2 separate regions of the Homo sapiens genome follow, and region 2 is linked to region 1. The links are chromatin loops, found by intact Hi-C in ENCODE. Cell type or tissue: mammary epithelial cell. All regions are shown on one strand. Links, peaks and the distances in the headings refer to the core of each region. The heading gives the core; the rest is flanking DNA.

What was found. A loop is a pair of places that touch in the nucleus more often than their neighbours do. Peaks named below come from ENCODE experiments on the same cell type or tissue, not always from the same donor. Only the 100,000 strongest peaks of a DNase experiment are listed, where the experiment ranks them.
Region 2: a loop joins it to region 1, with 5 times the contacts of the local background. A loop is called at or near these places in 2 of 110 quality-filtered maps.

Annotation. Positions count from the first base shown.
Region 1 is chr2:34,102,161-34,108,482 of GRCh38, reverse strand. All of the region lies in intron 4 of LINC01317 (long intergenic non-protein coding RNA 1317), which reads right to left. Among named protein-coding and RNA genes, the nearest start is that of LINC01318, 38 kb to the right of the region's middle. In mammary epithelial cell, for the core only: no CTCF peak of the experiment used is centred there; DNase peaks (open chromatin) are centred at 3,252 and 3,602; H3K27ac peaks cover 2,125 bases.
Region 2 is chr2:34,546,364-34,552,685 of GRCh38, reverse strand. No RefSeq gene overlaps it. Among named protein-coding and RNA genes, the nearest start is that of LINC01320, 130 kb to the left of the region's middle. In mammary epithelial cell, for the core only: no CTCF peak of the experiment used is centred there; a DNase peak (open chromatin) is centred at 2,855; H3K27ac peaks cover 1,039 bases.

The DNA.
Region 1 (6,322 bases), core at 583-5,582:
GTGAGAACCAGGGAGGGGCAGCAAGTAAGGATTACACAGAATACGAAGGAGAGGAAGGAAACTCTTGGACTGATTTGTTGTCTCATTATCTTGATTGCCCTGATGGGTTCACAGTGTATGTACAAGTCAAAACTTACTGAATTATGTGCTTTAAATTCCACAGTTTTTTATGTCAAATTATATCTCACTAAAGCTATATAATTAAAAAGGTAAGAGAGAGGGCTATACTTAAAAGCAACAAAGCATGAGTAACTTAATACCAACAAAATGACATTAATTTTGCTCTTGAAAAAAATACTTGGGCAGCTCTTAGTGGAAATAGCTTATTTCTGTTCCAATCCATGTCACCTGAGGAAATGGACTCATCTAAAATTTTCCTCACTTACAACTCTGGTGGTTGATCCTGTCAGCTGAGATCATAGGTGGGACTGTTGGCCAGAATGTCTGCAGGTGACCTCTCTGGAACCTGGACTTCCTTAAAACATGTGGCTATTTCCAAGAGTAAGCATTCTGAGAGAAAGTCCAAAAGAAGCTGAATCACCTCCTGCCTACCATGCAGACATCATACAATGTTGTTTTTGTCTCTTTTTATTCACTGAGGCAGACAGAAAGTCATATCCAATTTCAAGGGAAGAAAACTGACTCCACATCCGGAAGCAGAAGCAACAAGATTCTGGATGCACACACAGGATTGGAAACACTTTTGTGACAATTTTTAGAAAATTCGATGTGCCATATGGGACAAATAAGTGAGTCCCTCTATTAATGTAATTAGAAACTGACATTTTTGGCATGAAAGAAAGAAGATTCACAAGTAAGGGTAATAAAATTAAAGAAAAACACCATATTCCTGAGTTCTAAAATATGTTTCTATTTTCCACAAAACTATAAAAATCCCATAACATAGGAGAAAATCTAGGTGGCCTTGGGTTTGGCAATGACATTTCAGATACAATACCAAGAGCAAGAACTATCAAAGAAATAATAAGCTGGACTTCATTAAAATTAAAAACTTCTGTTCAGCAAAAGACACCGTCATAGAATGAAAACGTAAGCCACGGGTTGGGAGAAAATATTTGTAAAAAGCAAAGATATATCTAATAAAGGACTATTATTCAAAATATATAAAGAACTCTTAAACCTCAACAGTAAGAAAACAAACAACTTGATTAAAAAATGTGCCAAAGGCCTTAGCAGACTCCTCATCAAAGAAGATATACAGAAAACAAAGAAGCATATGAAAAGATGCTCCATGTCATAGGTCATCTGGGAAATGCAGATTAAAACAACAATGATATACCAATACACAACTACTAGAATGGTAAACATCCAGAAACAACACCACCACATGCCAGCAAGAATGTGGAACAACAGAAACTCATTCATTGCTGGTAGGAATGCAAAACGGTACAGCCACTTTGGAGGACAGCTTAGCAGTTTCTTACAAAACTAAATAGATTCTTACCATAGAATCTAGCAATCAAGCTCCTTGGTACTTAACAAAAGGAGTGGAAAACATGTCCACACAAAAACCTGCACATGAGTGTTTATAGCAGTTTGATTTATAATTGTCAAAACTTGGAAGCAACCAAGATGTCTTCAGTAGGTGAATAAACTGTAATATATCCAGAAGGTAAAATATTATGCAATACTAAAATGAAAAGAGCTATCAAGCCATGAAAAGATATACAGGAAACTTAAATGCGTATTACTAAGTGAAAAAAAGCCAATCTGAAAAGACTACATACTGTAGGATTCCAACCTCAGGACATTCTGAAAAGTCAAAACTAAAGAGCCAATTAAAAGACTGGTGGTTGCCAGGGTTTGAGTGGGAAGATGGATACACAGGCAGAACACAGAGAATTTTTAGGGCAATGAAACTACGCTGTATAATACTATAATGGTGGATAATGTCATCATACATTTGTCCAAACCTATAGACTATATGCCAAAAGTGAACCCTAATGTAAACTATGGACTTTGGGTGATAATGATGTGTCAAGGTAGGTTCATAGATTGTAACAAATGCACTACTCCGGTGGAGAATGTTGGTAACAAGAGAGGCTGTGCACGTGTTGGGGAAGGAGGTACATGGGAAATCTCTGTATCTTCTGCTCAATATTACTGTGAACTGCTCTAAAATGAGCAATCTAGTAACAATGAGCATGTCAAGCTATCAGATCTGTGTCTCTAATTACATTTCCTCATAAAAGGAACTAGGGCTTCTTAGAGAAATGGCTGTTTTTAGGAATGTTTAAGATGAGCCTTCATACCAGAAAGCAAGAAAGCAGTGACTATTAGGATTGTGTCCAAAGGGCTCAGAATCCAAAATGAAGAGGATACCCTGGCCATTGTTGAGACAATTTAAGCACAAATAAGAAAAATATTTGCAAGTATTAAAATATATCACATATTTAAGAATTCATGCATTCATCATATCAAATTTTAAACCTCATTGGAAGAAACTGGTATGTGGTCTCATTTGAAAACTAGCAAATAAGAGAAAAGAATCAAGGAGTTTTCCTTTCTTTACTGTATAAACTATATAATCTCAGGGTAATTAGATAGTTGATGATGGAAAACTTCATTATAGAATGAACTATTGCAGCTAGTAAGTAAAAGGAAAAATTGAATTAGAATAGCATCACTTTGTAAACTAATTCAAAAATGGGTCTGGGCATTGATCATCAGAGGCTGTTAATATCTCAAAAAGAGAAACAACCAGAAATATTTTGCCTAATGATGGGTGTGCCCAATAACATTTACAAAACAATCTTTCCAAAGTGATCCAATTTAAATTCTACCAAGCTTTTAGCTCTAACTATCAATTTACAGGAAATAAAGAGAACAGAGGAACACATGAAATGATGTAACAGAAATTCAATTATTCCTAACCCTTTGGAAAACTGCAAACAAATGACTCACTCTCTTTTTTGCAAGAAAAAGAGATGGAGACGTAGGCTATAGATTTTAAAAGATGTGAGAAACACATTAACCGATCTCAATAAATATACCTTCTTTGAATTCTGATTTGAGCCAACAAATTATAAATATATGGGACAATCTGGGAAGTGCGAACATTGACAGGATATTTGATTATACAAAAGAAGTAAGTTAAACTTTTGGTGTCCTAATGGTATTACAAGTTTTCAATGAATTATCCTCTTTTAACTACACATACATCCACACTAAGATATTTTTCAGATGAAGTCATAGCTAGGACTTCTATCCAAATAGCCCAAAGGAAGGGTTAGTGAAAGTGGGGTTGGCTATATATAAAACAAGTCTAACAATGAATCAGACATTGTCGATGCTGAGCAATGGTTACATCATCCTGTAGATTCATTATTTTATTTTTTTCACTTCCACATATATGTTAAAGATATTCCAAAATAAAAAGTCTAAAACAAGTACGTAAGTAAATAATTATACCCTCATCCCACTGCCAGATATTCTGATGTAATTGTTCTGTTAATATCCCGCTTTTGTTCTTTTTTAAGATTGCTAAGGAATTCTAATGAGTAGCAGTAAATGAGAATAATCTCATTGAGCTATACACATAGACAGATATACTCATACCTCATCATAGCATGGGAAGAAACCAGGTAGCCTGTTATCTAGGTGACTGATTGATTTTAGAAGCCACAAATCATAACAGAAATGAGTACAGCTTGCATGTTTATGAGTACAGTACATACACAAATATAAATACGGTAAACATTCCTGCTTAATGGGAAGACTTGCCAAGTGCAATGAACTGTTGTCTGTGGGGTTGCACTTTTGTGCTTGGCTGAGCTGGTTGGAGTACAATGAAATACAGGGGAAATAAGGCTCAGTCATTCAATGACAAGGTGACTGAGGCATTTTCCTGGAGAAAGCATGCAGCAAGCCTGTATCTGGGCCATTTTGGTTATAAATAATTCAACTAAAGAAATCTTCCTCACCTTTCATGGTAACAGTAATTGGTAATATCATATGTGATATTTTAAAGTCCATCTTGATTAAATGCCCGTATATATGAAATTGAGTAACATTTGAGATTTGAAACCACATCATATATCATACCCATGGAAAAAATAAACACATCCTGTTTTTCTTACTGTGCAATTGTAATACATATTAATACTGCTCTCCCTACTAACTGAAACAAATAAAACCCTGAACCTCAACAAACTGCCTTTTCTTAACACTATTATTCAAAATCACTCCAGCAGGTTATAGCACAAGAGCAATTTTTCCAAAAAAAGGCCTAAAATATAATACAGAGAAGACAGTCCTCAAAATATAGACTACCATTATACGTCAGAGTCCTCAGTAAACTAGCTATAAGTTTTTTTCCCCTAAGAAATTATTTCCCTAAATTGTTCTGCTTACAGTATATCTCAGGGAAATAAAATCTTTAAAGTATTTATCAACTATTGCTGACGCATGTTTCAGAGATTGGTTGAGTACTTACCTTTTCTTTAAGGAGAAAATTCCAGAAGGCACAATTTTAATCAAAATCTCACAAGGCGGCACATACCCAGTCAGGATCCAAATGATGGAGTCAGAACATTAATAAAGCTTGGGAACAGTTTCTTTTTAGGAGCTGGAGGTGGTCATTTCATCTCAAAAGGCAGACGGTATTCTGGTCTGACATCCAGCTCAACTAGCACTCATCATTCTCAACCTCAGTGGCCCTAGTTAATAAAAGTATTGATGTGTCCCTGCCTAACCTACAATATTCAAAGCTTCACTTGAAGACTTGAATAGGCTCTTAATTTTTCTCCAAGAACTTCTACAGGGCCCTTTCTTGAAATCTATGTTTTCATAACAAAAGTGAAAATGTGCTGTCAGCAATTTTGTTTTTGAGGGTTCTATACATGAGAGTGCACGTTAAGTAGTGCCAAGGGCCCAGACCTTGTATGTGATAGGCTACATGACTGCCTGTAGACGTTTTATTCTCTTGAACCCCAGCATCTGCATTTGCAAAATAGGATTCAGATTCTCTCTCTTCTAGGAACAGCTAAACATTAAGAAGAGATGTTGTGCACTGTTCCATTTGTAACGAGTGCTCAATCAACGTTTATTCTCCCAATTCACCCACCCCAATTAGAAGAACTCTGCCTAGAACAAATAATTACAACCCTTGTTATTAAATGCCTTGCTAATCTATCTAGCATTCCTCAAAGTGTATTTCAGCAACTTTATTTTCTTGGATTACAATTAGATGTCCACAGAGCCACTGAGGAGGGTAAAAGTAGTGTCTATGGACAAGTTAGCTGAGAAATACCTGTTTTTATGAAGGCTTAGAGTTTTTTAATTGCTAATTTAAATTGTGATCCTTTGGTGGGGTGTAGGTTCAGTGCAAAGCATGCTACCTTTCCCAACATTCTATGCAACAGGAACTGGTATGGTTTGGATCTGTGTCCCCACCAAATCTCATGTCAAATCATAATTCCCTACTGTTGGAGGCGGGGCCTGGTGGGAGGTGATTGGATCATGGGGGTGGAGTTCTCATGAACGGTTTAGCACCACTGCCTTCTTGGTACTATATAGTGATAAAGTTCTCGCGAGATCTGGTTGTTTAAAAATGTGTTAGTACTTCCGCCACCCCCAGTCCTGCACCTGCCATGTAATATGCCTGATCCTGCTTTGCCTTCTGTCATGAGTAAAACTCCCTGAGGCCTCCCCAGAAGCAGATGCTGCCATGCTTCCTGTACACCTTGTGGAACCATGAGCCAATTAAACCTCTTTTCTTTATAAATTAACCAGTCTCGGGTATTTCTTTATAGCAGTGTAAGAATGAACTAATACAGAAACCTTCTTGTCAGTAACTCCTATTAATAACCCAAGGAACTAACAATGTTTTTTGGAAAACAATGTGGCAAGACCAAATGAGTCCTGAGAACTATGGGAAATTATTGTTGTCTCAAAAGATAAGAATGCTTTTTTGGTATTGTTTCTATGCATGGGATTACTCATAAGCACCACGGGAATGAAATACCTTCAGCAACTCACTGCAGAGCTATTGGGTAATTTTATTTTGTTTAGCCTTTGGATGACAAAAAGCAAGTTGTTCACTCTTGTGAACAATACAGTGAATAATTACAGTACTTGCTACTGACAAATGAGCATGATTTCTAAAGGTACAGTGGTCACTTTAGTCAGAAATATAATTATCTAGACAAAAGCGATTTGATGTTTTTATACTTTTAATAGTTTAAAAGCAAGTTTGGGAGAGCTCAAGGTCATGGTAATTCTAATTGTGTATGTGCTGGTTCAGATACATATAAGCAACCATTCTGAAAAGGCAATTTGGTTTAACAAATATCTGCTGCAT
Region 2 (6,322 bases), core at 725-5,724, 440 kb before region 1:
AACAAGATTCAGAACTGGGTATAGGTTAACTAGAAGGTAAGTCAGTTCACTAAAGCCAAGTTAAAAATATGCTGAGACAAGCAACAGGTCAACAGTTGCTTGTCAAGAGTTTTAATTTGAAAACCAAGGCACAGATATGGAATGCTCAAAGATATTCCTTTCAGGAACCCTTCTGAAGACCGAAAGATATTCTGGCAGAACATCATTCCCTGCATAGTGACAGCCAGTCATACTTAGGGCCTGGCATTTTTTCTTTTTTTTTTTGTTTGAGATGGAGTCTCGCTCTGTCACCCAGGCTGGAGTGTAGTGGCGCGATCTTGGCTCACCACAACCTCCGCTTCCCTGTCTCAAGCGATTCTCCTGCCTCAGCGTCCTGAGTAACTGGGATTACAGGCATGTGCCACCACGCCTAGCTAATTTTTGTACTTTTAGTAGAGACGGGGTTTCACCATGTTGGCCAGGCTGTTCTTGAACTCCCAACCTCAGGTGATCTGCCTGCCTCAGCCTCCCAAAGTGCTGAGATTACAGGTGTGAGCCACCATGCCCGGCCCTGGCATTTTTCCTAAATGTGCTGGTCACATATTCTAGTTATCTCACTGAAAAGGAGTGGCCTGCAGCATACCTGTCTGTAGCAATTCTCAGCTGAGATGAGGGTGACAGCAAGCCTGCTCATATGAAATCCTGAAGAGGTCTATTTACTCTCACAAAAGGCTAAAAGGAATGAACTGACAAGGCTCTCGGATAGCATCTATGCTGCTTTCCTCAGGCCAAGCAAACAATTGCTCCCAGAGAGCAAATGGACAAAATCAGAGGTAAATCATCATCCATACTGTATTACCTGCATCATTAGCTTCCATCCTTTTGGTCACACGACCTATGGAAATAAAATAGAGGAGCTTTTTTTTTTTTTCCTAACAGCACACTGAATTATAAAGGGTCTGTTATAAAGGGTCTCTTTATAATAGTAAATAATAAAACAAATGATCGCATTTTATTATTCTCCCAATTTCACATGTGTTGGAAGCATAGGGCCTTTATTTTGCGGGGAAGTCAGTGAAGAGAGCAAGAGCATAGTGAGTTCAAATGATTATTCTCAGGGACTTTGTAAGATATTTTATCAAATAATATTGCAATGTTATTACCTGTGCCAGTGACCATTTCAGCACTATATACATATTTTAAGTGAAGGTGAGGGGTGAGGTTGGGGAAGTAGTGATATACCTAAATAAACTCACAGGCCGGAGACCACAAAACACAAAGTAAAAAAATCTCTGTAGCATACTACCATTATTAACATTCAGCCTTGCAACACATGGAACAGATGCTTCCTCGAGTTCATGGGGGATTCAAAAACCTCTAGTTTTCTGCTGTTAGTTTCCCTGTGAGCCTTTTTAACTAACAAAACTACAACATATATAATATATATTCTCACCAGCAGTTCCTTTTCTTACAGATTTATCTGTTTTATTGATTTGTTGCATTTGAATTATCTTTCAATACCACGAAAATTACTCTTTTCTCAAAATTTTCCTTTTTCTCTCTCCTCATTATTCATAAGCCTCCCCCTGCAGCCTGCTTCCAAAAATTAAATTTTACAATGACAGGTGTTGCAAGACTGCCTTTCTTTTCATAATATGAGAGACTTATCTTAATATATTATGAGAAGCACTCTCATATTATATATATTTTATATATATACAGAGAGAGAGCAGTACTCATGAGAGTATTGTCTCTCTTCTCTTTCTCTCTTATATGTATGGGCACTGGTTATATATATTATATATTATATATATAAATGTATATTATATATAATATATATTTATATATAAAATAATATAAAATAATTTTTATATAAATATATAAAATATATAATATATATAATTATATATTATATTATATATAATATATATTATATATAATATAATATATATATAATATATAATTATATATTATATATGTTATATTATATATATAAAATATAATATATATAAAATATATATATAATATATATAATATATATAAAATATATATAATACATATATAAAATATATATATTATATATATATTATATATATAATATATATAATATATATTATATATAATTATATATAATATATATAATATATATTATATATAATTATATATAATATATATATAATATATATATAATATATATAAAATATATATAATATATATAAAATATATATAAATAAAATATATAACCAGTACACACACACACACACACACACACACACACACACACACACACATATATATATGTATTGGTACACACATATATATGTACTGGTTTTATATATATATATATGTACTGGTTATAATCAGTAAAATTCATTTATTAAAGATTCTTTCATATACACACACACACACACATAGAGAGAGAGAGAGAGAGAGAGAGACCGCACGCTCACTTCTGAAACAGTGCAAGGGGGAAGAGGGAAGGGAGGGCAACAAAGGAGAACCTTTCTGAGCAAACATTCCTACTCATTCTGTTGTCCTGTCATGAAATGCACATCAAACACAATTAGGCTAGGTTAGACAAGCAACCTCCAAGGAAGATATGAACTCTTCTGGAATGTGTACTAATGATTCATTGTCTATATCATTGACCTGGCATAGGGTTGTAAGGCAATATACTGTCTTTTAGAAAGTAATTATGTGGCAGTTTTAAATAATCTTTAGTAAACTCAAAAGGTTGAATGTGCTGCTCTGATCCAAATACCATGGCAAGATAAAAAAAAAAAATATGCCAATATGCTTCAAATTATCCAGATAAAGTGCTGACACATATCCTTTTAAAACATCTCTGGACTTGCCCCACCACTAAGACATGATGGGTTGAACTTGAGTCAGCATTGGAAAAGTATGGCCAGTTTCCTCCTTTATGAGTCTGGGTGAGGTGGTGCATGCTCGTGGGAAGGAAGAGGAAAACAGGGGTGAGGAAAAAAAAAAACTACTGGTTATAGTCAGTAAAATTCATTTATTTAAGATTAATTATTTCTACTCACTCTTAGACAACTGAACCAGCATCCCTCTAGAGAAGAGTAGCTAGGAAACTGCTTCTGGTTTTAGTAACTTTTAAATAATTGGAAATTTATGGAGGACTATGTGGAAGACTAAGGGACAGAATGTAATCCTCAAGTCTAAAAACATAATCCATTTACTACAGCAATGGTAATTGAATTCAAAGTATATTTATGATTTTTTTCCTGTAGTTAATGTGGTAAGTAGTATAAAAATAGATAAATTAGATTTTTCCCGTCATAGGTATAATTCCCCAATATAGGTATAATTCAAGTAGTATCAGGTAAATGTCTTAAGTGAAATGCAATAAACTGTTAAGCAATTTCAAGAAATGAGTCATTCCATAAAATTAGGAAATCAAAAAAGTTCTCCCAGAGTAAATGAGATTGACATATAAATGGATACAATTTGTATAAGGTCAGGGGATCAATGTGAGAAGTATCTCTGGCACATTGCTTGAAAGCAAAGGATATGCGAGATGGTAAATAGCTCAGTTTCACCATAGGCCAAGAAAAACGGAGTAGGAGAAAAACAAATGGAGGTGAATCAGGAAGGTGGGTAAAACTAACGTTAATGGAGGCTTTGGGATGTGAAAAAATAAGGTGCAATTAATTTTATGAAAAATATGAGAGTATTAAAGGAGTTCAAAGGTGAAGACTTAGAGTATTGCAGAGGTTTTAAAGAATATTTTTGGAGAAAAATACAACACAATTTGCAAGATCAAATGTAAGTATTTAGGTGAGTCAAAGATGATTGAAATTTATAATCTAAATGATAGAGAAACTTCGTAAGATGACTTATAGAGCTGTAAGAACAGTTTGGCTTAGTAGGGAATAAGATGACGTGTTTATTTGGGATGCTTTTATGAAAAAGAGGAAATAAATCAATGATGTAAGCTTCAATATTAAGAAACTAAAAAATAAAGAACAATTTAAACTGAAATATGTAAAGAGATGAAACAATAAAAAGAACAGAAATAATTTCTTAATGAAAAAATCTAGAAAAACTCATAAAAACTAAGACTGATTCTTCAAAAAAGATTAATAAAATTGATAAACTATCAGCATGGCAGATGAATGAAGGGAGAAAGCTGTAAAGAGAAAGAGAGAAAGAATAACTTACCAATATCAGGACTGAAAATGGACATACCACTACAGATCTTACAGACACTAAAATGTCAACATACAGGAGGGGCATCAAAATGGCTGCTTAGAGGCATTTGGTACTGGCCTCCTCCACAAAGCAAGAATAGCAAGTAATCATGCTTCAAATAGATCATCTGAAAGAGAACACACTAATTAAACAGAGAAAGAACAGGAAACACCTAAACCAAGGAAGAAGGGGGAAGTGAGGCAGCCAGCTCAAGTAAGATTGGCTAGGAGGCTAGAAGGACTCTCTAGTGTGGAGAAAGGATAAGGGAAAGACCTCAGTCCACATTCCCACCTCAGACTCCTGCTATGCTAGCACAAGAGACCTCAACCCTTGCAGGCCCTGAAACGAACATAGGGAGCTGCCTAGTGGCAGTGCAATGCCATTGATCCAAAGGAGGAGCTCATGCTGGTGCCAAACATCCCGAGTGCTAAGCAGCTACAGTGCCATTTTGAGAGCCCAGCCCCTACCAGACTACATCCTGCCCTGGGAAACAACAGCTCCTTTGTCTCCACAGGAGAAATTTTGACATTCTTTGTCCACGGCCACTGCCATGGCTGGCTGCTGCTGCCAGGGCCAAAGTGAGAGCTATTGGCAGCAATCCCACTGCCCCCACCAGTGGAGAAGCCACCATGCATTTTTACATGCCTCAGGAACCCTCACCTGCAGCTGCTGCCACCGCCAGGGTTAAAGCACAAGCCCCTGGTGGTGACCCCACTGCCTCTGGCAGCAGAACCGCTGTGCATTTATTGGCACCTTAAGGACAGGTTATCCCACCTGCCACCACCTAGAGTCGAAGCACATGCTCCCAAGCTGCCTGCCTGTGGCTGTTGCCACTGGCAACAGCTGTGCCTTTTCCAGTAGCAGGGCTGCAGTGCAGCTCCTGCTACTCCCACCCAAGCATTCTGCTGGGGTTCTAAAACCCCATCTGTGCTTACCACAGCCAGCACCTGCACACACCACCAGAGGGCCTAAGGACAGGTCCACCAGACCCATCTGTGCCACTTCCAGTGCCAAGCTTGCTATCTGAACGCTTGGGGATTACAAATCCCCATCCGTAACTGTTGCCATATGAGAATTCTCCCGGGTACCTGAGTTGAGGACCACACAACTAGCCCTTACCACCACACCTGGCACCTGCCTGCATGCACCACCTACAGGCCTAGGGACTACCCTGTCCACCCTATCAAAGCCAATGCCAAAACCAGTGCAGAGACTTCTTGGGAGCCAGAGGGTCATCCTGCCATTGCTATCATCATTAGTCATTTCATGCCCACTTGCCAGGGATCTAAGGACCCACCCATCTGTCCAGCCCATCTCTGCCACTACTGGCATGTGAGCAAACTGCCTAGAGGTGCAAAATTGGCCTACCTAAACCTGCTAAGACTAGTGCAAGTGTATGCCACCATGGGGCCCAAGACAGGCATGCTTGGCCCATTGCTGCACTACTAGGACCTAAGGACTGGCCCACTTGACATTTCCATCCACAGGGAAACTTCATCACAGCCACCAATAACAACTGCACCCCAACTCACTGAGGAAATCACAGACACCATTGATGCTGTTTACAGCTGAAAAAATCATATAGAGACTACACTACTGTACACATCCAGAAACAAAGCCAAAATACCCCACCCAACGAACACCATAGATACAACTTCAAGAAAATTCCTTACAGAAGCAAATTCAAAAAAACTAAAGAAGTGACTGGTACACCATATGAGAATCTATCAATGTAAGGATATAAGAAACATTAAAAAGCAAAGAAATACGACACTTCCAAAGGAACACAGTAATTCTCCAGCAACAGAGTCAAATGAAAATAAATTTATGAAATTTCGGAAAAATAATTCAAAATATGATAATGAAGATCCTCAGTGAATGTATTAGTCTGCTTTCACACTGCTGTAAAGAACTTCCCGAAACCGGGTAATTTACAAAGGAAAAAGGTTTAATCGACTCACAGTTCAGCATGGCTAGGGAGGCCTCAGGAAACTTACAATCATGGCAGAAGGTGAAGGGGAAGCATGGCACCTTTTTCACAAGGAGGCAGGAAGGAGAAGTGCTGAGCGAAGGGGGAAGAGCCCCTTATAAAACCATCAGATCTCGTGAGAACTCACTCCTTATCATA